2 separate regions of the Homo sapiens genome follow, and region 1 is linked to region 2. A link is a loop called in an ENCODE intact Hi-C map of the cell type or tissue named here. Cell type or tissue: mammary epithelial cell. All regions are shown on one strand. Each heading gives the region's core, and the rest is flanking DNA. Links, peaks and the distances in the headings are about the cores only.

What was found. Hi-C counts contacts between places; a loop is a spot of excess contacts. Peaks named below come from ENCODE experiments on the same cell type or tissue, not always from the same donor. Only the 100,000 strongest peaks of a DNase experiment are listed, where the experiment ranks them.
Region 1: it touches region 2 in a loop (15-fold over the local background); 8 of 110 quality-filtered maps call a loop at or near these places.

The regions. Positions count from the first base shown.
Region 1 is chr3:73,187,113-73,198,638 of GRCh38, forward strand. All of the region lies in intron 2 of LOC107986098 (a long non-coding RNA gene), which reads left to right. Among named protein-coding and RNA genes, the nearest start is that of EBLN2, 130 kb to the left of the region's middle. RefSeq lists an enhancer at 4,966-5,260. In mammary epithelial cell, for the core only: a CTCF peak has its summit at 5,073; no DNase peak of the experiment used is centred there.
Region 2 is chr3:73,426,275-73,437,800 of GRCh38, forward strand. The region is part of intron 3 of PDZRN3 (PDZ domain containing ring finger 3); the gene reads right to left. Among named protein-coding and RNA genes, the nearest start is that of PDZRN3-AS1, 190 kb to the right of the region's middle. In mammary epithelial cell, for the core only: a CTCF peak has its summit at 6,348 (motif pointing left); no DNase peak of the experiment used is centred there.

The DNA of each region.
Region 1 (11,526 bases), core at 1,765-9,764, 240 kb before region 2:
TGGAGACATTTAATTCCTCATCATAAAAGGTTCTTGAATTTAGGAAGATACCCAGAGAGGAATATATGGCTCAAGGCAAGTAGCTACAGTATACCAGGAGTATTGAAGATTCTTAAGATGTGTGTATGGCTTTAGGGAATTCACTTGGTTTTAGAAACTCACTTCTTGCTCATTTATACTGGCCTATGTCTGATTAGCAAAAGGCCAATCAGAAAATAGTCTCGGAAAGATAGTGGTTTCACTACTTCACATAAGAAAATGAAGAGCTGTTTGGTAGATCTCGAATGAGTTACCGAAATATCTCACTCTTAATAATTTCCTAAGCAGAGATTTTCAAACTAGAACGTGCCAAAAACGTCCTGAAAATGAGGTAAAATGCAGATTTGGGGGCTTTGCTCTGTGATAGTGATTCAGCAGTTTTGGGTAGAGTCCAGGGATCTTTGATAACTACCACACACAAGGAAACACATTTTGAAAACACTGGTTTCTTTTGGTAGATTAAATGTTCCCCTTGGCATTGCCCCTCTTCTTTTTCTTTTATTGTTTTTCTACTATGTAAAAGTATTTAATTTTTCCCACCCCCTAATCAGGTGGGCCCAAATTTGAAATATTAAAGTCTGCTTATATGTAGAAGCATGTTTTTCCCTCTTCTTGGCCATCCAGTGTGTTCAGAGTCTTTATATTATAGTATCCCAGAGATCATTCTAGAAATGGAATGACAACTGTTTGCAAAACGTGACTCATACATTGAGTACCTAACTGTATCTCTACCTTTTTCATAGCTCTGGCTTGAATTGAGGTAGGGGGCCTAAAGACTCTAGGGCCTAGATTTGAAGAAAGATTGTGTTCCCAGCTCCAAAAACATAATTTGTAGGCTGCTTCTTGTAAGATTTGGGGCCTGTGTTTACAATGATATTTGATTAAAGATAAAGTTTAACGATTTATTTGGGACTTAGCATCTATTTCCAATAGCATAAAGCATTTCCTTTGCCCTGTACTTTGCTCCCCTCTGTACCCTACCCCCATTTAAAAATTCTCAATGTTCTATAGTGCCTCATTTATTTTCAAACAAGCTGATTGCAAAACCAGAACATTTTTTTTTCTACTTCAATTCCAGAATCTATGAAGTTGTCCTATTTTTCCCACCATATCTAACCCAAGGGGACCACTGATGTCATACATAATTCCTATATTGAACTTATGAGGTCAAAAATTAAGGTTTCCATTTTGATTCAAAAAGTAACGCAGTTTTAATTCTTAAAAGATTAAGAAAATACAAAGGAGAAAATGAACATTGCTCAGTTCTACTTCCCTCAGATAATTCAGTTAATATTTTGGCATAGTTGACTCTTAATCTTCCAAACTTAGATTTTATTCAAGAGCTTGCATTTTACAGCACTCCCTGTTAGAACGTTTTTGACAACATCTGATCTATATAGCCACACTTTGCCTTTCTTTTGGAGTACCTCTTAAGAGGAGAAAGAACTGTGGAGTTCTTAGAGATGCGTCCAAGGCCTTATAACAATTCTGTTGCTGACTCCTTTCCTACTTGGTTCTCTCTCCCCACCCTCTTGGAAGTTTTATGAGATCCAATTTGGGACTAGTATAATAAATCATCTCCTCACCCTCCTCTCTCTCCCTCTCTCTTCCCTCCCCCTTTTTTCTTCTCTTTCCTCCCCCTTCTCCTCTTTCCTCTTTTTCCTTCTCCCCCTCCTTCTTCCTCCTCCTCCCCCTCTCCCTCTCCTCTTCTTTTTCCTCCTCTTTCCTCCTCCTTCTCCTGCTTCTTCTCCCCCACCACATCTTTTCTCAGCTGGCCCTGTCTGGATGAAAGCAAACCTTCCCAAGGGACTCTCATCCATCCATACCCATGTGACACACTAGTGATGTGGATTTTTCTCTCTGTTGTGACTGCTGTAATTTGATATTTGCCATGCCAATAGCCACCACATGCTTTCTTTTAGTTAATGACATTTATTTGACATCCTCTGTCACATGAGTAATCTTTAACCTATGCAGTCCATCTGTCTTCTTTTGGTGGCAATTTTTGTTCAAATAATAGCAGTGGCGTATATCCACCACTTTTTGAACACTTCCAGCGTGCCAGGTGCTGGGGTGAATAAATATATTTACTCACATAATCCTTGCATCTCTTTTTGAGGTCAATGGGGGCATCATGATTTGACAAGTGAGACGCTGAGGCTCAGAGGGTTAAGGAATTTGCCTTAGTGTGGCGGAGCTGGGATTCCACCCCTGGTCGCCTGGATGCTAAAGTCAGTGAATTAACAAAATGTCCTCCCCAAAATTGAAGGAGCTTTAGAAAATGGCATTAAGATGTCTGCTGGTTGAGTGACCTCATAGAACAGAAGAGGTTTATTCTGCCAGGAGCGTCAGTGCAATGAAAAGACTCCCATGGAATCTCAAGAGGTCCAAGTTCTAATGCAGTTATTCTCAAGGTCCTACCAACCCAGTCTCTCATGCTCAAGGCATCCCAGACTTTAGGTCCATCCCGGAGGCTTTGTCTATGTTCAGTGATGCCTAGGGCTCTAGTTTGACATCTTGAACAAAGCTCTTGGAGGACTCAGACAGTGAAGAACTTCTTGTTACAACCACAAGAAGTCTTACTTAGGAACTGTTGTCTGACTGAGCCAGGAAGCAGACAAGACGGTGTAGGTTGTGGAAATACTCCATTTGTTTGGGGTGAGACTGGTCATGGGATGAGAGCTGGTGAAATGGGACCTGCTGTATTTCTTATATAGAAAGAGGATAAATCTTCAGGCAAAGGGAAGGTGGAAATCTGGCTTGGAGTCTGGGAAGCCCATCCTAGAAGAGAGTAGGTGGACACCCTAGTGTAATGGCATCCCAGTGTAAGCTCCACTAAGTGACCCTCGAAACCTGTCAGACCCTGGCCGGGCACGATGGCTCATGCCTGTAATCCCAGCACTTTGGGAGGCAGTGGAGGGGGTGGATCACGAGGTCAGGAGTTCAAGACCAGCCTGGCCAAGGTGGTGAAACCCCATCTCTACTAAAAAAATACGAAAAATTAGCTGGGCTTGGTGGTGGTTGCCTGTAATCCCAGCAATTCAGGAGGCTGAGGCAGGAGAATTGCTTGAACCCGGGAGGCGGAGGTTTCAGTGAGTTGAGATTGCGCCACTGCACTCTAGCCTGGGTGACAGAGCTAGACTCCGTCTCAAAAAACAAACAAACAAACAAACAAACAAACAAACAGAAAAACCTGTCAGACTCGAATTTTATTTTAGTCAAATTTAGGACAGAATTTCTTAAGGAAAATAAAATCAAGAATTTCAACTCTTGTTTTGGTTGTTTGGAGGCTGACGATGAAGGGGAATAAACAAGATGATTTTCCTCTTCAATAAAGATTTACCTGTAGGAGAGACCTCCTATATTTGACCCCTCCCTTCTTTATATGACAAAATTATTTTCAGGAACAATTATGAAATGAAACAAAGGATAGTAATGGACAAAAAGGACACTCAGTCTATATTTTCTTTTATCAACTTTATGTATGGTCATGCTATTAAAAAATAAATGTTACTGCACCAAAATGGAAAAAAAGTAGTGAACTAAAACTTGATTATATTAATGTGTTTTTTTAAATGGGGAGAATCTTTATACAGATATTCTATTGTAGTAATATAGTTTTTTTTTAAAGCTTCTGCCAGTCTGTCAATTACTTTAATAAAGTGGATCTTCACATATGCAGGTTTAGCAGATGGTAGCCAGTTTTGTCAAGCTATCCTTGCTCATGATTGGTCACACAACAGTTATTAATTTTAATTTTAAAACATTTCTTTCATACACAGCAACAGATATACAAATACTGGGGAAAGTCTTAAATATAAGGCTAAATTTGACAGTGATTCCTAAAAATAGTGTTTCACCGCACGTTCTAGAATTCACAACATTGCCCATATCTTTGTTTATTCAGGATGGATTTTAGGGGGTTTCAAACGTCTTTGCACTTGAAAAAATTTAAACATAAACACTCCAATTGATCACACTAAATGACACAATTGAATGAACTGGAATTCTGTTTGTTGGTTTTAGAACCACTGTGTTGTCTTTGTCTTTATTCTGGAGCTTCTGTGTAAACACAGAAATATGTTGTCCTCTGGGGATTGGAAATAGGAACTGTGACCACAGCAAGCTCAAACTATTTGGAATTTTTTTTTTTTTTTTTTTTTTTGAGACAGAGTCTTGCTGTTTCACCCAGCTGGAATGCAGTGGCGAGATCTTGGCTCATTACAACCTCCACTTCCTAGGTTCAAGCAATTCTCGTGCCTCAGCCTCACAAATAGCTGGAATACAGGTGTGCGCCACCATGCCTGGCTAATTTTTGTATATTTAGTAGAGACTGAGTCTCGCCATATTGGCCAGGCTGGTCTTGAACTCCTGAACTCAATTGATCTGCCCTCCTTGGCCTCCCAAAGTGTTGGGATTACAGCCATGAGCCACTGTACCCAGCCTGGGAACTTACTTTTGATACCAACACGAGCAGTTGAGTCCCTGTGTGTTCAGAGATGACTATAATACATTCTCAGAATTTACTTTCATGTAGAATATGATGTTTATTAAAGGATAAATTGGAAAGCCATGCTAATTTGAAGCTTACATATATGTATTATTGAAACTGAACAGAGTAACCACGATTATTTAGACTTGCACCAATGAAAGTTTTTTGTTGTTTTTGTTTTACGGATAATTTTTTCATTAACATTCTTTAGTTGCCAGTGTATGGTGATTATGAAAAGGAGACCAACTCCTAGGTACTGTAGTTTTATTGTCGTTTTTTATTTCCAGGATCATATACCCTGCCTGGCCCTCAGTAATCTCTATTGAAAGGATTGCTTTGGCTTCAGATGTTTTGAGCTATTTCTAGCCCATTTCAAGACTCTCTTTTCCCACCACTTTTCTCCAATGAGAGGTCCTCAAGAACAGAATCTGGGCCAGGGTTAGGATTCTTTGGAAATGCAGTCTTTTGGAGGATGTAGTCCAGTCTGAGTGTATGAGCCATTGCTCTACCCCCATGAAAATAGGAGCTCTAAGTCGCCCACCAGAGGGGGTGAATTTGTCTCAATCACTGTCATGCTCACTCCCAACCCCCAGGTGTCTCACTGTGGTCAGAATGCCCTATAACTCTAGTATAGAGCAAAGGTAAATTGTCGGTATCAAGATTGGATCTCTTTACCAAGGTGCTTAAATATACCAGCCCTCCCCCTTGCTACCTGAGGCAGAAATAGCGCCAACCCAGCTCTTCGAGCCATGCCAGCAAGTTGTTTCGGTCTTTGCTTTTTTTTTGTTTTTCATCAGCTGTACTTATCCCCCCTCCCCCAGTTGCGATTTTTTTCTAAAATGGCTGCTGAATGGCACCATGTATCAGGAGACAATCTTGATCAGCTAATCCCATTAGGAGATGGCCCCTTTGCTGGACAATCTCATCAGAAATTCCCCTGGAGGAAAAATTAGTATTAAATTTGGTTGAGGGAATCCTAATTACATACAAAGACAGCCCCTATAAAATATGTCCTTTGTGTGATAAGACCGAAAAGACCCAGGCATTCATCCTTATTTTGCTAGTGCTCACTTCTTAGAGATTTTATTTTTACCATAGAAACAATAAATACAGCAAGTGTCTTCCATTTTCAGTGTGGGATAGAATCCTTACTGAAATTAGGAGCATTGGGAGCCTCTGAGACTAATAAGTCTACAGAACATCTGGAAGAGGGGCAAATAAAATGTTTCTTGCAGGATTTTTAGGGAGAAACAAATGGGACTTGGGGAGTAGGAGGTAGGTGACTGCAAGTGCTTTGTTTCACATGAAAGATAAAACATGATTAGGCCAGGAGGTTCCCAAGGAACCCTGAATAATACAAACCAAAGCCTATTAGGCATCACGTACTTCATGTGTGAGGGGTTGTTTGCCAGTCCAGGGCCTATTTGCCTCTGATCCGTTCTTTGTTGCTCTACTACTGTGCTCAAGGAAGAGGGGATTGACCCTCGCAGGCTGTGTTTCTCAGGTTCTTTTATCACCTGTCTGGGTTGGGCCAATGGGATGCAGGGGTAGGAGGTTAGAGGCCAGGGGGCAGGAATAAACAAGGGAATCTTCCCCACTAGCCCTACCTTTCTGCCTTGGGCAGTGTTTCTGGCAGCAGCTCTGTCTCCATTGTATGCCTGAAGGCATGTGATGGTTCTAGCTTATGCTGGTGGCCCCAGGTCCCGGGCTTAGATAAAGCCACCCTGAGTTAGTTCATTTTGTGTTGCTGTAAAAGAACATCTGAGACTGGGTAATTTATAAAGAAAAGAGGTTTATTTGACTCACTGTTCTGCAGGCTGTACAAGAAGCACAGTGCTGGCATCTGCTTCTGGTGAGGGCCTCAGGAAGCTTCCGGTAATGGCAGGAGGTGAAGGGGGAGCTGGTGCATCACACGGTGAGAGGTGGGGCAAGAGAGGGGATATCCCAGGTTCTTTTCTAACAACCAGATCTCATGTGAATTTATTACTATGAGGAGGGCACCAAGCCATTCATGAGGGATCTGCCCCCATGACCCAAACACTTTTCACCAGGCCCCAACTCCAGCATTGGGAATCACATTTCAACAGGAGATTTGGAGATGGCAAACATTCAAACCATATCACACTTCTTCTATTTCTTTTTTAAAAATTTTTTCTTTTTTTTATTATTATACTTTAAGTTCTAGGGTACATATGCACAAGTGCAGGCTCGTTACAGAAGTATACATGTGCCATGCTGGCCCGCTGCACCCATCAACCCATCATTTACATTAGGTGTTTCTCCCAGTGCTATCCCTCCCCCATCCCCCCACCCCACGACAGGCCCCAGTGTGTGATGTTCCCCACCCTGTGACCAAGTGTTCTCATTGTTCAATTCCCACCTACGAGTGAGAACATGTGGTGTTTGGTTTTCTGTCCTTGCAATAGTTTGCTCAGAATGATGGTTTCCAGCTTCATCCATGTTCCTGCAAAGGACATGAACTCATCCTTTTTTATGGCTGCATAGTATTCCATAGCGTATATGTGCCACATTTTCTTAATCCAGTCTATCATTGATGGACATCTGGGTTGGTTCCAAGTCTTTGCTATTGTGAATAGTGCCGAAATAAACATACGTGTGCATGTGTCTTTATAGCAGCATGATTTATGATCCTTTGGGTATATACCCAGTAATGGGATTGCTGGGTCAAATGGTATTTCTAGCTCTAGATCCTTGAGGAATCACCACACTGTCTTTCACAGTGGTTGAACTAGTTTATACTCCCACCAACAGTGTCAAAATGTTCCTATTTCTCCACATCCTCTCCAGCATCTGTTGTTTCCTGACTTTTTAATGATCTTCATTCTAACTGGTGTAAGATGCTATCTCATTGTGGTTTTGATTTGCATGTCTCTGATGGCCAGTGATGATGAGCACTTTTTCACATGTCTGTTGGCTGCATAAATGTCTTCTTTTGAGAAGTGTCTGTTCATATCCTTTGCCCACCTTTTGATAGGGTTGTTTGTTTTTTTCTTGTAAATTTGTTTAAGTTATTTGTAGATTCTGGTTATTAGCCCTTTGTCAGATGGGTAGATTGCAGAAATTTTCTCCCATTCTGTAGGCTGCCTGTTCATTCTGATGGTAGTTTCTTTTGCCGTGCAGAAGCTCTTTAGTTTAATTAGATCCCATTTGTCTGTTTTGGCTTTTGTTGCCATTGCTGTTGGTGTTTTAGTCATGAAGTCCTTGCCCATGCCTATGTCCTGAATGGTATTGCCTAGGTTTTCTTCTAGGATTTTTATGGTTTTAGGTCTAATATTTAAGTTTCTACTCCATCTTGAATTAATTTTTTTTTTTTTTTTTTTTTTTTTTTTTTAGATAGGGTCTCGCTCTGTTGCCCAGGCTGGAGTGCAGTGGTATGATCTTGGCTCACTGCAACCTCTGCCTCCTGGGTCCCAGTGATTCTCCTGCCTCAGCCTCCCAGGTGGCTGGGACTATAGGTGCGTGCCACCATGCCTGGCTAATTTTGTATTTTTAGTAGAGGTGGGGTTTCACCATGTTGGCCAGGCTGGTCTCGAACTTCTGACCTCAGTTGATCCACCTGTCTCGGCCTTCCAAAGTGCTGGGATTACAGGCGTGAGCCACCATGCCAGGCTAGAAAATTAAAAAAAAATTTTTTAACTTTTATTTTAGATACAGAGGGTACGTGTGCTGATTCGTTACATGGGTATATTGTACTCAGGTCACAAGCATAGTACCAAAGAGGTAGTTTTTCAACCCACCCCTCTCTTTCTTCCTCCCCTCCAAGTAGTCCACAGTGTGGACTATTCCCATACAACTAGATTATTTATACTAACTTAGAATTAAGATGGTTGACAAAGAACTGTAGCTAACTTTCTTGGGATTTTAATTATTTTTTAACTTTTAAGTTCAGGGGTACAAGTGCAGGTTTGTGACATAGGTAAACTTGTATCATGGTGCTTGTTGTACAGATTATTTCCTCATTCAGGTATTAAGCCTAGTACCCATTGGTTATTTTTCTTGATTCTCTCCTTCCTCCCACTCCCCACCCTGTGAAAGGCACCAGTGTGTGTTGTTTCCCTCTGTGTGTCCATGCGTTGTCATTGTTTAGCTCCCACCTGTTTCTTTTTCTTTTTTCTTTTTTTTTTGAGACAGAGTCTCACTCTGTCGCCCAGGCTGCAGTGCAGTGGTGTCATCTCGGCTCACTGCAAGCTCTGCCTCCCGGGTTCATGCCATTCTCCTGCCTCAGCCTCCTGAGTAGCTGGGACTATAGGTGCCTGCCACCACGCCTGGCAAGTTTTTTGTGTTTTTAGTAGAGACAGGGTTTCTCCATGTTAGCCAGGATGGTCTTGATCTCCTGACCTCGTGATCTGCCTGCCTTGGCCTCCAAAAGTGCTGGGATTACAGGCATGAGCCACCGCGCCTGGCCCCCCACCTGTTTCTTTAACCTCTAGGCTGTGATGGCGTCCTGCTGTTGCTCATCTCTGGACTGCCTCAGTGGCCCCTGGTGGCCTCTTAACTCTTTCTCCATTGGGTGGCCAATTCCCTGCTTTAAATTTCCTGTTTCAAATATAGAGAAGTTTCTGGTTTTCAGGTAGGATCATGAAGGACACACCCCAGTGAGAACCATACATGAGGCTGCTGTTCAGTTTATTCTTCACTTCTAGGAATGTCTATTCCTCTTCTTCTCATCCTCCTCCTTGGATTCCAGCAAGGACCAGACCTAAATTATTCCAGACTTATGTCTCTGCTCCTCTGTGTGCTATTGATAACAAATATTGTTCATGTTTATAAGGTTAATTGATCGGATGGATTTAGGGGGCTTAGTAAATAAACCGGATACTACAGCTGCAGACTTGGGAGTAGGTAGAAAGCCTGGAAGCCCCCTGGGAATAGGGATGCTCCTGCTACCCCCCACATGGCTGACTCTAACCTCATCTTCCAGCATGGTGACCCCCAAAACTCAGAGTCCCAGCAGAGAGAATCCTAGAGGCTGAGCTTGAGTCACATGGCTCCTCTGTCTGTACCAGTGGACATGGATATGGGAAGAAGGAGCTTTGTGATTCGGATTCCATAATGGGCATGAGTCTCTGTAATAACCATCCCACTAAGACTGCACACGAAGAGGTGATTCCCTGGAGGGAATCAGGCCACTGTTGGGAAGGGGACATGGAAGCTGAGCAGCCACCAGGGGACAAGTACTCACCACATGCTCCATGAAAGATGGCTCCTTGTTAATTATTATTCTGGTCTCTCTGGGTAGGGTCTGAGAGTAACTGCTGTTTATTGACACTTGGCTAAGAGCATCATCTCATTTAAGTTGGTTTATAGATGAACTGACTCATCTGTGGCCCAAGGAGCTGCAATACAAAAGTTCACACAGCTGGAAAAGTAGCACAGCTGGGTTTTATTTTTATTTTTTATTTTTACTTTTGAGATGGAGTCTCACTCTGTCACCCAGGCTGGAGTGCAGTGGTGGAATCTCGGCTCACTGCAACCTCCACCTCCTGGGCTCAAGACAGCTGAGTTTTAATTCAGGTGGGTCGGACCCCAAGGCCTGGGATAGCAACCACTGTGCCATTATGAAGCTGAGGGCTAACCCGATGAAGCTGCCAAAAGAAACCTGCCTTGCTTGCTTTTAATTGCCCACCTCTAGTTGATCTTGAAACCTGTATAGTTAAACATCACGTCGCTAAGCAATCCACTAGCTCCTTAGAGAGAACATCTCTGACAGATAGGTCACCATGGTAACAGCTGCTTAAAGTTGTTTTTTAGGAACTAGGGGACAGCTCTTACCCAGTTCAAACTGGTTGAAACCACAGTCCTTCAACTAGGCCCTGCACAGTTGGCTGCGAGGTGATTTTTTGGCATCAGAAAGCTGAAAACTCCTCCCTAAGATCATGCTAATGCCGCTGTTTTCTGAACATGTGTTCTATGAAGATCCATGAATCTCGACTACCTTGTGCAGGTCACCCAGTATCTCACTCTTTCTTATGCCCAATCATCTTTCCCCACACCTTGGCCTGCCTTGAGCCTCTATCTCATAAATATCCCTAAAACTCCATCTTCAGGGAGGCAGATTTGACACCTGTTTTCCCACGTCCTTTCTTGGCTGCCTCATGAATCAACTCTTTCTTTTTTGTAAAACCTGTTGTCAGCCGGGCATGGTGGCTCATGCCTGTAATATCAGCACTTTGGTAGGTCGAGGTGGGCGGATCACGAGGTCAAGAGATTGAGACCATTCTGGCCAACACGGTGAAACCCTGTCTCTACTAAAAATACAAAAATTAGCTGGGTGTGGTGGCACGTGCCTGCAGTCCCAGCTACTTGGGAGGCTGAGGCAGGAGAATCACTTGAACCCGGGAGGCAGAGGTTGCAGTGAGCCAAGATTGCGCCACTGCACTCCAGCCTGGCGACAGAGCAAGACTCCATCTCAAACAACAATAACAACGACAAAAAACCCAACCTGTTGTCATAGTGGCTGGCTTGCTACATGCAGCAGAAGGAACCTGGTTCAATATCAACAAAACCTGCTTCCAGAGGAGCTGGTTATGGTCACTGCTCACCCTCCCCAGATATCCCATTTCACAAGGTTCTGGGAGAGTCACTTGCTCAAGGGTGCACATGGCTGGAAAGTGTTGGGAGCTGTATCCTAGTCTTCGTAGATCCAATGACTCTCCATCATTCTATCATTCCCCAGGGTGTTTTCCTGAGAACTCCAGTCATGTGAGACATTCTGCAAAGAAGAGGCAAACAAAAATACCTGTGGTTGCATCTACCTGGAGAAAGCTACAGGAGATTATCTCCCTCCAGGGACTCACAGCATATAGTGTATTAGAGGATCCGAAAAGCCTTAAGATAATAAACCCTGTTGAGCTTTGTTTAACTCAGAATTTACTAACCTAATTGGACCTTGGAAAACACAATACTCATTAACATCTCTTCCAATGAACATCATTTAGGAAAATTTTACTGTACCAACATTTTCCTACTAGGTA
Region 2 (11,526 bases), core at 2,002-10,001:
TTTCCTACTGCCACTCAAATCAAGACCAGTGTGCAACACAAACTGAATACTGGTGCCAATGATATTCTTTCACTTCTGCACTATTTCAGCTTATTCTTTATCACAAGCTGATGAATATCAGATGTATCTGAAAATTTTATATATTCTCTCTCCTTTACAGACAAAATTCAATAACCTTCAATTTTCTACTTGTAAACTAGATATTACAGAACTATTTGCTTGAAAAAAGTTCTCAAACAAAACAATTTATTTTTGGTATTAACCAACAGATGGCTAAATTTTTGATCCACATCTAAGTGTCTGAGATGTGACTTCTTTGCTGCCTACTCATCCGACAAAGACTCAAGAAAATCTGTCAGAAGGCTTAGGTCACCTAGCAGTCCTCCCTCTTCCAGCATTTTTGATTTAATACAGAACATAGGCTCCTAAACGTGAACTTGCGCCAAACCCACCTGGAGCCCTTGTGAAACAAATTGCTGGGCCCCACCCCAGCGTTTCTGATTCAGTAGCTCTGGGGCGGGGCCTGAGAAAGTGCATTTCTAACAAACACGTTCCCAGATGCTGTTGCTGGGCCAGGACCCTACTCTGAGAACTAATGACTTAAAAGAAACTTCCAGAGACTCTTCCACAGTCAAAAGCTGTCCTTGCTTCCTACTGCCACTCAAATCAAGACCAGCATGCAGCACAACTGAACATTAGTGCCAATAATATTCTTTCACTTCCGCATAATTTTGGCATATTCTTTATCACAAGCTGATGAATATCATCAAATGTATTTGGAAAAAAAAATTATCCCATGAGGCAGGCAATTAGTAGATGGAAAAGGGATCCTTTCCCTGAAGTTCACCAATGAATACACAACTCAAAATGCCCTTGATGAACAAGTAGGCAAACAGGTCACTCTAGGCAGGACACATTCATTCCTGACATTTCTCAGGGCAGCACCAGCTGTTCCGCAGCACAGCTCGACTACATTTTACCAACGTTATGACGCCTGTCACATAAATGACAGTGGCACTGCCAGAAACTGGCTTTGTGGGCTTCAGAGAGTGAAGGCTGTTCCCTGCTTAATTCCACACTGGTCGGAGAATGCAGGATTAGTGGGGCTCTGCTGTGCCTTCACCCCGAACTGTTGACGGTATTCTTTTGTGCATTACCCACCCCCCCACCACCGCCCACATTTAACCATGACCTCTTCCTGCATTATTAATGAACACAAGAGAACTCATTTATTAAAGCTGGATTTTTTCACTATTCCATATGTTTCCTTCTGCATGCCATGGCAGGTGGGTGACAGGAACACAGAGAGAGGGGCTGTCTTCTCCCTTGTGACCCCGTACCATCTGCCTCATGGCAACGTGCAGCTGTATCTGTGGAAACCATTAGAGACCAGGGATATGGACTCATTTGTCACGGTAAAACCCTTCCCAAACCAAAGTGGGATCCACTTGATACATTTCTCACTCAGAAGTTAATCTGGTAAACACATCCTGAACAGTTACTAGTTATGTGCCAGGACCTGGGGTTTCACAGAGAACGATGCAAAGTCCCTACCTTCATGGGGCTGACATTTGTCCAGGAGGTTGGGGTTGAAAACAGGTGATAAGCAAGCCAACAAAATACAGGAGCGGTGCACAGAGAGGTTAGAGTGGGTCGGGGGATTTTCTTAGGTCAGGTCAGGCCTCCAGGGAGAGGGACATTTAAGCTGAGCTCAAAGATGAATTGGTGAACTAACTTACAGGCAGAAAGGAACAGCCAGCTGCAAAGTCTTGAGAAGGAAGGAATAAGGTGGGTTCTGGGTCTTGAAAGGAGGCCTGCAGGACCAGGGCAGATGAGCAGGGCAGGAGGTTTATGGGAGAGGTCAGAAGAGGCTGGATCTCACAGGGCTCTGTGAGCCACAGTTAATTCACTGAATTCCAAGGGCACTGGGGAGCCAGTGAGCAAGTGGGTGAGCACCTCGGTTCTCAGCACTTGGTGGGTCGGGTGAACGTGTTGGCTGAATGAATGAAAAATGAATGTCTTGTGTCCCCTCTGTTCCACATCCTCACCTCCTTGGTCCAAACCATGGTCATTTCATTCAACACCTAGTTCTCTTTCTAAATTCCTGATTTGTATTCTTCTTTTCTTGCTCCTCACTCTTCCTAACAAACACTACAAAATCCAACTTATTCAACCAACCATGTGCTGAGAGTAACAGTGGTGATGAGACTTCCTAGTTTACAGTGTAACATGGGAGGCCAAATTAACATATATATGGAAACAAGGTGGAAGGAAGTGCAGGGCACCTTGGAATACTTCAGAAGGACACCTAAGCTAGGACGGTGGGTATCAAGCCCTAGTCCTAAGGGAAAGGAAGGAAAACTCCTTTATGGTCCTCTAAAGCTTTGTGTCTTAAGAGGAGACAAACTGAAAGAAGAGAGGTAATCTCTGGTCCCACCCTAGGTCGTTTCTTTTCAGAATCAACATAAAAGTGGTTTATAATCCATTGTTAATTAACAAGAAAACAACAGTTAGTGACAAATAACGGCCATGTATTAAAAAGTGACTTTCTCAGCCATATGCTGGCTCCATATTCAATAAAGGGCCCTGTTTGTCAAGGTGGGAGGAGAAGATGGGCTTGTTTTTTTTTTCCCCCAGAGAAGGGGTCTTGCTCTGTCACTGTCACCCAGGCTGGAATGCAGTGGCACCAGCATAGTTCACTACAGCCTCCAACTCCTAAGCTCAAGTGATCCTCTCACCTCAGCCTCCTGAGTAGCTGGGACTACAGGCATGCACCATCATGCCTGGCTAAGTTAAATTTCTTTCTTTTTTTCTTTTGTAGCGATGGGATCTCATCAAGTTGCCCTGGCCATTCCTGAACTCCTGGGCTCGAGCAATCCTCCCACCTCAGCCTCCCAAAGTGCTGGGATTATAGGGCATGAGCTTCCATGCCTGGCCAAGATGAGCTTTCTTTTTCCATACCTACTTTGCCTAAATGAATTCAGAATGTAAAGCTGCTTCTAAAACAAAGCTTTTAGAATTAATAGGCTGTTTAAGCAAACACACTCCTACTTGCAGGAAAATTTTGCCAGGTTCAAAACTGCTGTGTGGAGGTCAAGTTTATGTTCATCCAATTAACCGTCATTAATTGGGTCCATACTTAATCGAACCGTGACCCATCTGACTCTCAGCTGATGCAGAGTCTCTTTGCTCTACAGCAGTAAACTCATCTGAGTACTGCATCTAGCTAATATGCAAGCAGGATTGTGCAAAGTCAAGTTTCCAGACTTCTCCATAAACTTGATTCTGATTAGTATTTACTTTGGAAATCTGTGTTTTTCTATCCAACTGGCTATGAGATTGATGTATAAAGGGTCACAAATCTGTATCAGATCTATAGTTTTCTGGCAGGTCACAGTTAGTGGTAAAGTTTTTGCTTCTCAAAGCTAACAACTTCAAGTGCCATAAGAGGCACAAATTAATCTTATGTGATGTTTCCTGTTATTACTGAGAGGCAAAAGGACATCAGCGTTCTCAAATCATTCATTCTTCAGGTTGCCTGATAAGCCAGTGGGAACTCTGTGTTACTCCGGAGCTCATTTTTCTCTGCACATCACCCTTTCCAGGTATGAAGGACCAGCAACCCCGTAGGAACCTTTCTCAGGAGGTACCACGTAGCACCTGGGCCTGTCTGAGACACCAAGGTCTTTATGTTAGCCCCACAAAGGCAAGCATGATTTTTGGAAACTGACCCGCAGGTTCCCTATAAAGTTGATCATCATTCATTCATTGACAATGCTGGAAAATGATTTATACAAGAAAAGAATTCACAGATGTGGGAATTATAGTGCAGATCTGACTCCCAGTCCCACTATAATTCCTTTGTATGTCAGTTTCTTCTCTTTGAAATAGGGATGACAGTATCACCTATCTCTTCATGCTTGTGTACAGATCTGATGGGAAAGTGCACAGCTGACACTCAGCATTGTGCCGGCACATAGTAAGTGCACAATAAATAATGCTGTGGCTGTCAGTAATGAATAGTCCTGTGACTATAGATAAGTTTTCCTTATCCTGAAAATGTGCATGCAGACTTTAGGACAATGTGCTACTCATAATTTCTAGTTTGAAGCTTAACTCCCAATCAGAATTATTTCCTTGTTGCCTCATCAAATTAGAAAAGGTCACCATTTTACAAAAAGTCTCTGGTCGATGTTAGAAGAGGTGGAGGGAGTAAATGATACTGGCTGGGGTGGCACTCTGTTCCCCTCTTCCTGGCCTCCATTGGAAGACCCTCCTCAAAGCATCCACAGACTGGCTGTCCCCTTGACTTGACAGTACATGGCTACAAACAAGGCTGGTGCTTAGCCTGTGCTGGAGTCACTGGCATCAAACCCACAGAGCCACAGACTTTCCCATCCTTACACCCCCAACTCCCACTCCCTGGCCCCAACACCTGGTAACCACCCTTAGCTGGATTCCAGCCACAGCCCAAGAGCTGTGAGGCTCCCTATCCCATTACTCCCAGAACATGAGATCTCCTGTGCCAATTAATTTATCCAAGTAGGAGACTGTACTCCTTGACAACCTTAAAGCATCTTCCTTACTTCCCTGTCCTTTCACCTTAATAGTGCTTCTGAGTACTCAAAGGTACTCAAGACAGGCTAAAGTTTTCCAAATCATGAAGCAACTGTTAAATTTCAAATTTCTGGTAGGCAGAGGCCCTGTCTTGACGTTTCACACTGCCCTGCAACCCCCACCACCTGGACACCACAGTTATCATAAAAGCATAAAGAACTGCTATACTTGTCTGACCTGACCTTACGACCCCAGGTAGGCAGGAGGCTTCCTCCCTATAGAAGTGTTTGAGTGTCCCTAAATGTCTTGGTGCATCTTTTAATGCATGGCCCCAATCACTGATGCGTCTGCACTCTTTGCAATGCCCTTTAATGACCAGGCAACTTTATGTGGTGGTGTTGTTTTTCTAATGTGATTAAAGGTACAATGAGGTATGTGTGCAACAAGAGGCAAAGCCATTGTTCTGCATCATTAAGCTCACAGCAGCCCCCAAAAAGAAACTGTAGGCAGCTTGCCAATGGCCCTAATGAAGAGCATCTCTTTGAATTATCTCTGGATGAGGAAAGGATAAAGTCTGAGCCCTGGAATATTTGATCCTCTTTGTGCTGCTGTTACGAGGGCTTACTGAAGCCAGACGCACCGGACCTTCTGGAACTGTAATTTATGGAAACCTTAATTTCTCTGCCCTAATAAGGCTTTGCATAATAAGAGCGAGAATGCAATTATTAATTCCTGCAAGTGTTTTGTGAATTCCTTTATGCTACGGTTCAGGACTCCCAAAGAATAGGAGCAGGGGGGATTTTACTTAGTTGGCACAAGGGTAATGGGTCTGAAAAGTAGTTTGAGTTTCTTGAAAATAAATCTGCATGGCTTCCTAAATTGCTGACCAAGTATATTCCAGATGGAAGTCATTTATCAGCAATTTACTGAGCAATGCTTCAGCCAGAAGTATTTCCACATAAATTCACCTAGTAAAAAACAAACAACAGAATCCAGGCTCCCTCTTTTGGGGGCAGTCGTGTGTGTGTGTTTGGGGGTGGGGCTGGGGGGACTGAGCACAAATGATACAGAAGAATAAAAGACAGGTTCACTTAGATTTGCCAGAGATGTAGTAGAGTTACTTTTTGGAGGGTGCCAGTGTAATTAATACATCCACAACTGTGACTGCTGAATGATATTTTATGTGCATTGATGGTAAAAAGCAAAACATTTTTAAAAGGCAAATTTTAAAAACTACCTTTTGACTTACTATGTTGAGCTATTTCAAATATAGCGTCAAAAGTCTGTAACAGAACCACCTTGCCCAAATGGCAGCGTCTGCTGTTCCACTTGTTTCCTGCCTGCGTGCTGGACTCACTGAGAACTCCCCAGCTCACTGAGTGGGATAACTTGGCAAACTGAGGACTACACCTCACCACATGATCACACAAGGGATGGGGGCCAGATCGCCAGTGGTGAAAGCGCTTTTGCCCGAGATCTCCAACATGTCTCCCAAATGCTTTGAAAAGGACTTAAGTCCAGTGAAGTCCTGAGTGTGAAGTCACAGGTCGGAAATGTATTTATTCACAAGACTTATTTAAGATGCTTGTTTTTTGTAAGATATGTACCCCTTGCCTAAGGAGAGTAGCAAGCCTCAAAAGGTTTGTTTTGACCCTCTCTCTGTCTCAGTGGGGAAGGCAGACAGACAGAGAGATACTTTTTGTTCACCCAGGGTCATTTTATCTTTAGGTTTTGTCCAGAGAGGCAGCCAACCCACCTTTTGCCGCGTCTCCCTGTGTCTCTTTAAGCATATCACCCCCTGGTGGCCTAAGCAAAAAATGACACTCAAATCAAATTCTTTTTTAAAAACTCTGGCTCTTTAAAAAATATATTAATATGCCATTGATTGTTATAAATCAAGAAACACACACCCTTTGTTTCTCACTTGCTGTAACAACCTTCTTTTAAAGTGCTTATCTAAAAAGAAAACCTTAGCTGGATTATTTTTTTTTTATTACTGCCAAGACACATTTGAAGAATGATTTTAGGAGAAAATCCTTACCTGCCAAGGTAGGTTACCAACAGCAGTATTAAACCTCCTAGTTAAGAGTAGGACTTGAATATTTAAAAATAAAACATTTGACAAAGATGTAAGATAAATTATCTGGGTTGTATCGTAAATATCCCATTTCATCTCAACTGAAATTTTCATGTTGCTCACAATGACTCAGAAGATACAAGTCATCTGATGTGAATGACAGCACCCAAGATCAAGTCACTTGCTTTTGAAGTTCTTAAAAATTTCACAGACAGAGGTACAGAAATGGCAAGTGAGAAGTACCAATTTGAACCATATGTCCCACTACAAGAATTGCTAAAAGAACCAAGTCAGCAGAGGGCTTGGGCTGTACTGAAAGGAGCGCCTTATAACTATTTGTAAACACAGACAAAACCTTGCTAGCATTAATCATCATCCATGTCTTCTCTAACTTGTTCAAAGGGTGCATGACCACTCTTTGACCCTTTGAGTTCGACACTCTGGAGAGAGGTCAGTTGTGAAGGAGCCTTGTGACAAGACTGCTTGAAACACATTTTATGACCATCAACATCTATTTATATTTTCAAATGCAGGCACCAAAGTGCCACTGGATGGAAAATTTTATAACAGACTTAAGAGAAAATACACAAAAAAGTCAGAAAGGCTGCGTCTTTCAGAACACAAAATATGCACAAAAACACACATAAAAATCCCCACTACCTTTCCTAGAAGTTACACTTGGCCAGGTGGGTGCCTATGCACTTCTATGGAATAAAATGCAGGGTGTTACCTGACAAACTTCATAGAGTAATTTGTACTGCTCCTCTTGCTTCTGCAGGCTGCACAGACTGCATCCCATGTTTAGAAAAACGTCAAAGGAAGGCTTCCGTTCTCGCCAGCACCCGGGAAAAGCAGCTCCCTTACAGTGCAGGCATTGAAGGTATCCTTGGAGAGCCTCAGGTGAGTCAAGCGACTGCAACGCTTCACATTGGCGCTGCTCTCAGAGGCTAGACAACAACTCTCTCCCCCCTTCCACGCTTCCCTTCCTCCCCTCGCAGCATGCATGCATGCACGCGCGTGCACACACACACACATACACACAGACATACACGCACACCACTCCCTCCTCTGAGTGACTCTGGCAGCTGGATTGTGGTCCAATGCACACGCTATATATACTGCTGCTCATGCATATTAATCAGCTCTCATTGACTATTCATAACAGACAATGATACAGAAGCTATAATTGCCAACTATGACAGTTGAAATTTCTCTAATTAACAAGCAAGTGCTCCAGTGGTAGGGAATAATAAAAGACACTAACAATTTTGCAAGCTATTTTCTGGCAGTTACAAATAAACATGACTGCATTTTTAGCAAGGTCTCTTAGGATAATCCCTAATGTGTTTCGGCTAGGTAGAAATTCATTTTTAAATATATCATAAAATTTCTGATGATATAAAATGTATTTAATGCTGCAGATAATGATGGCATATAAACGGACTTTATGGAAAGGACATGTTTTGAATAATGTTCATATAATATTTAGTGCTTTACAAAGTTGCAGGGAAAATACTCCACATATGAATAAAATATAAAAATTTAAATTGCAGGATATATCCATGAGTATGCAAAGTAGCTAGGGGTTATAAGGAGAGAGGCTGCCCTACAGGTGAGAAAGCAGATAATCATTCCCCAAATGCATTTTCAATTCCAAAAGCAGAAAGTTATTTGTTGAAGGGCTGCCCAACTAACTGGAAGGAAGAGAAGCAGTCAGCTTCATGCCATCCCCTCAGCCATATAGATGCTGCAGATATTTCAGAGATGATATGGCTGGGCTGACTGTCACTGGTTACTACGGATCTGTATCTGATGTTCCATACCTGCCTAGACCTCTGAAGCTGTGCCCCAAGTTGTGTGTGAAGAAAGCAGAGAGCTGCCAGATTCTACTTGGGAGGTGACAACAGACAACATTTAAGAATTTTGGTTCTTGCTGCCTTGCTTCTCTCCTCCTTCAGCCTCTGTCCTGCTGAGTAAGCCTGACACCTTTTCTAAAAACTTTGTTTTTAAATAAATGATTGCCCCATTGCCTGAACGAAATGCACAGGTACCTTTTTCTCAACGAAAATGGTCGATGTTTAAAATTCTCACAATTGCTTCCAGAGCCTTCACCATTTTACAAAGGTTTCATTTTACAAAGGTTTAACTGTCTCCGGGGAGGACTCCCACGTCCCTTGCTGAGACGTGCCATGGGGCCTGAAGAATAATGCTCCCTTTCTCAGGGAGCCGAGACACACCTGAGACGTGAATAAACCAGTCCCAATAAAATCCCACTTGGGCTGATGGCCAGCAGATGCCTCTGGACCCATTTCTCAGACACCGAAGACGAGGCACAGTGACTTGGCTTACACCAGCTAACAGCCCTGACTTGCTGGAGGGTGAGGAGCCTTCCTTCCAGGCCCTCACCTGGTGTCACTGCCTGGACTGGAGCAGTAAACTGGAACGTGCCACCAGGGAAAGGAAGCCACAGATGGGGCGGGGCAGCTGCAGTAATTGCTGACTTGTTTTGATGCTGCGCAGGGCCCTATTAACCCATGAGTACGTTATTGGCCCTCTGGTCTCTTAATCTCTAAATAATAGGTATGATGCTAATTACCTTGCAGAGTTTTGTTGCAATGATTTGAGAAAACAAAAGCAGCTCTAATAAAAAACAGAGGTCATATTTCTTCACTCTCCTTGCCTCATCCCCACCCTTGGTCCATCAGTGAGTCTGGTCTGTTCGACCCCAAATTAGATCTCAAACCTGTCCATTCTGCCTATTGCCCTTGCACACCATGGATTCTCACTTGATGATGCCCAGAGCCTCCTGGGTGCTCTCTGCCTCCTCTCCTGCCTACTCACCAGTTGCTTCTCTACCCTAGTTCATTCCCTACACAGTTGCCAGGCTGGTCTTTACAAAGCAGAAAGGGATGACTCCACCGTTTGCTGAAAAGCCCTCAGATCACTTCCCATCACTCTTGGATTGAAACCCAAATTCTTCACCAGCGCCTATAGTGCTCTGTAAAATCTCACCTTTGTCCATCAATGTCTCATACCCATCATTGCTCACCCACTCTGGTGGTCACCACACTGCCAGCAAGCCATGCCCTTCTGCAGGGCCTCTGCAGGTCTCTCTGCTGGAACCGCTCTTCCCTTTCTCCTTCCTTCCAACCCCCATCCCCATCTCCGCTCAAATGAAGCCTCCTTAGAAAAGCCTTTGCCAGGTATCTTGTATGAATTTACTTTCAGATCTTCCAAAGTACTGTGTCGTATCACCCCGTTCATTTCCTTTGCATCGCTTTCCAAAATCAGTAATGATTCTGTTCACTTAACGCTTATGTGTTTGCTGACTGTTTCCTTGTGCAAGCCTTTTGGCTTCCTGAGGACAGGGACTGGGTCTGAATTTCTACCAGCCCAGGCCCCGTGAAGGTGCTCAGGAAAACATACTCACTGCATGAAGAGATGAAGGATGACCTGTGCGGTCTCACAGACCCACCAGTCACAGCACAATTGGCAAGTACCAGCAGGGAGAGGAAAACAAAGTGTGCTTGGGTGTCCCCACAAAAAAAGGCTTGCAATCACGGTTGGCTCTCCTCCCCCAAAGTTGAGGGCCTTTAAGTTATGTTTTTCATAAGATTCTGTGGTTTCAAAGTAGTCCTTCACCTTTTTCCTGCACATCCACAAATCAAAGTCGAAATGGGCCTAAGCTACATGATTAGGGAAATTTTACACATCCTTTTTACTCTTTGTTAGAAAGTTTCCCAATCTCAATAACAAGCTGGGACAGTTTTACTGCATATGGCACTGTATTTCCGAGCAGTGGTTCTCTAACATTTTGGCCTTAGGAACTCTTTCACTCTTAAAAATTACTGAGAACCGGCCGGGTGCAGTGGCTCATGCCTGTAATCCCAGCACTTTGGGAGGCTGAGGTGGGCGGATCATGAGGTCAGGAGATGGAGACCATCCTGGCCAACATGGTGAAACCCTGTCTCTACTAAAATACAAAAAATTAGCCAGGTGTGGTGGCACACACCTGTAGTCCCAGGTACTTGGGAGGCTGAGGCAGGGTAATTGCTTGAACCCGGGAGGTGGAGGTTGCAGTTAGCCAAGATGGTGCCCACTGCACTCCAGCCTGGCGACAGAGAAAGACTCTGTCTCAAAAAAAAAAAAAAAAAAAATTACTGAGAACCTCAAGGACTGTTGTTTATATGGGTTATATTAAGCAATATTTATCATATTAGAAATAATCAGAAATTTTAAATTTATTCATTAATTCATTTTAAAATAGCAATAACAAACCCATTACATAATAATATAAATAACATTTTTATGAAATGACTATATTTTCCAAAACAGAAGTTTTTGAGAAGGAAAGCATAGTTTTACATCTTCCAAAAGCTCTTTAAGGGCTAGTGTAATTGAAGATAGCTAGATTTTCACATTTTCTTCTGAATTCAAATGCTTGTGATATGTCATGTAACCGCTAGAAAACTCCACTGTACTACATGCTCATAAAAGAATGACAGTATAACATCTTGCTATTTTTACAAAAATGTTTTTGACCTCACAGATCCCCAGAAACAAGTGTGCTGGACCCCCAGGGGTGCCCGGGCCTCACTTTGAGAACAGCTGCCTTACAAGGGTACTTTGGTGAGTCTGGTGTCTAAGAGCCTCACACTGCAGGAGGCGGAGAGGAATGGAAAGGATACTAATACAAATTCGACTCATGGTTGAGTTTCCATTCTTGTGATTAATATGTGTTATTTGGAATAAAAAATGGAAAACACTCATGCACCCATTATGCCTAAAACAAGACATACCAAAGTGATTTTTTTTTTCTAATTTAAAGTACCCTTTACTTTGGAAAATCATCTAGCACATTTAGAATGGTGTTTTATTTTCAAAATGTTGCT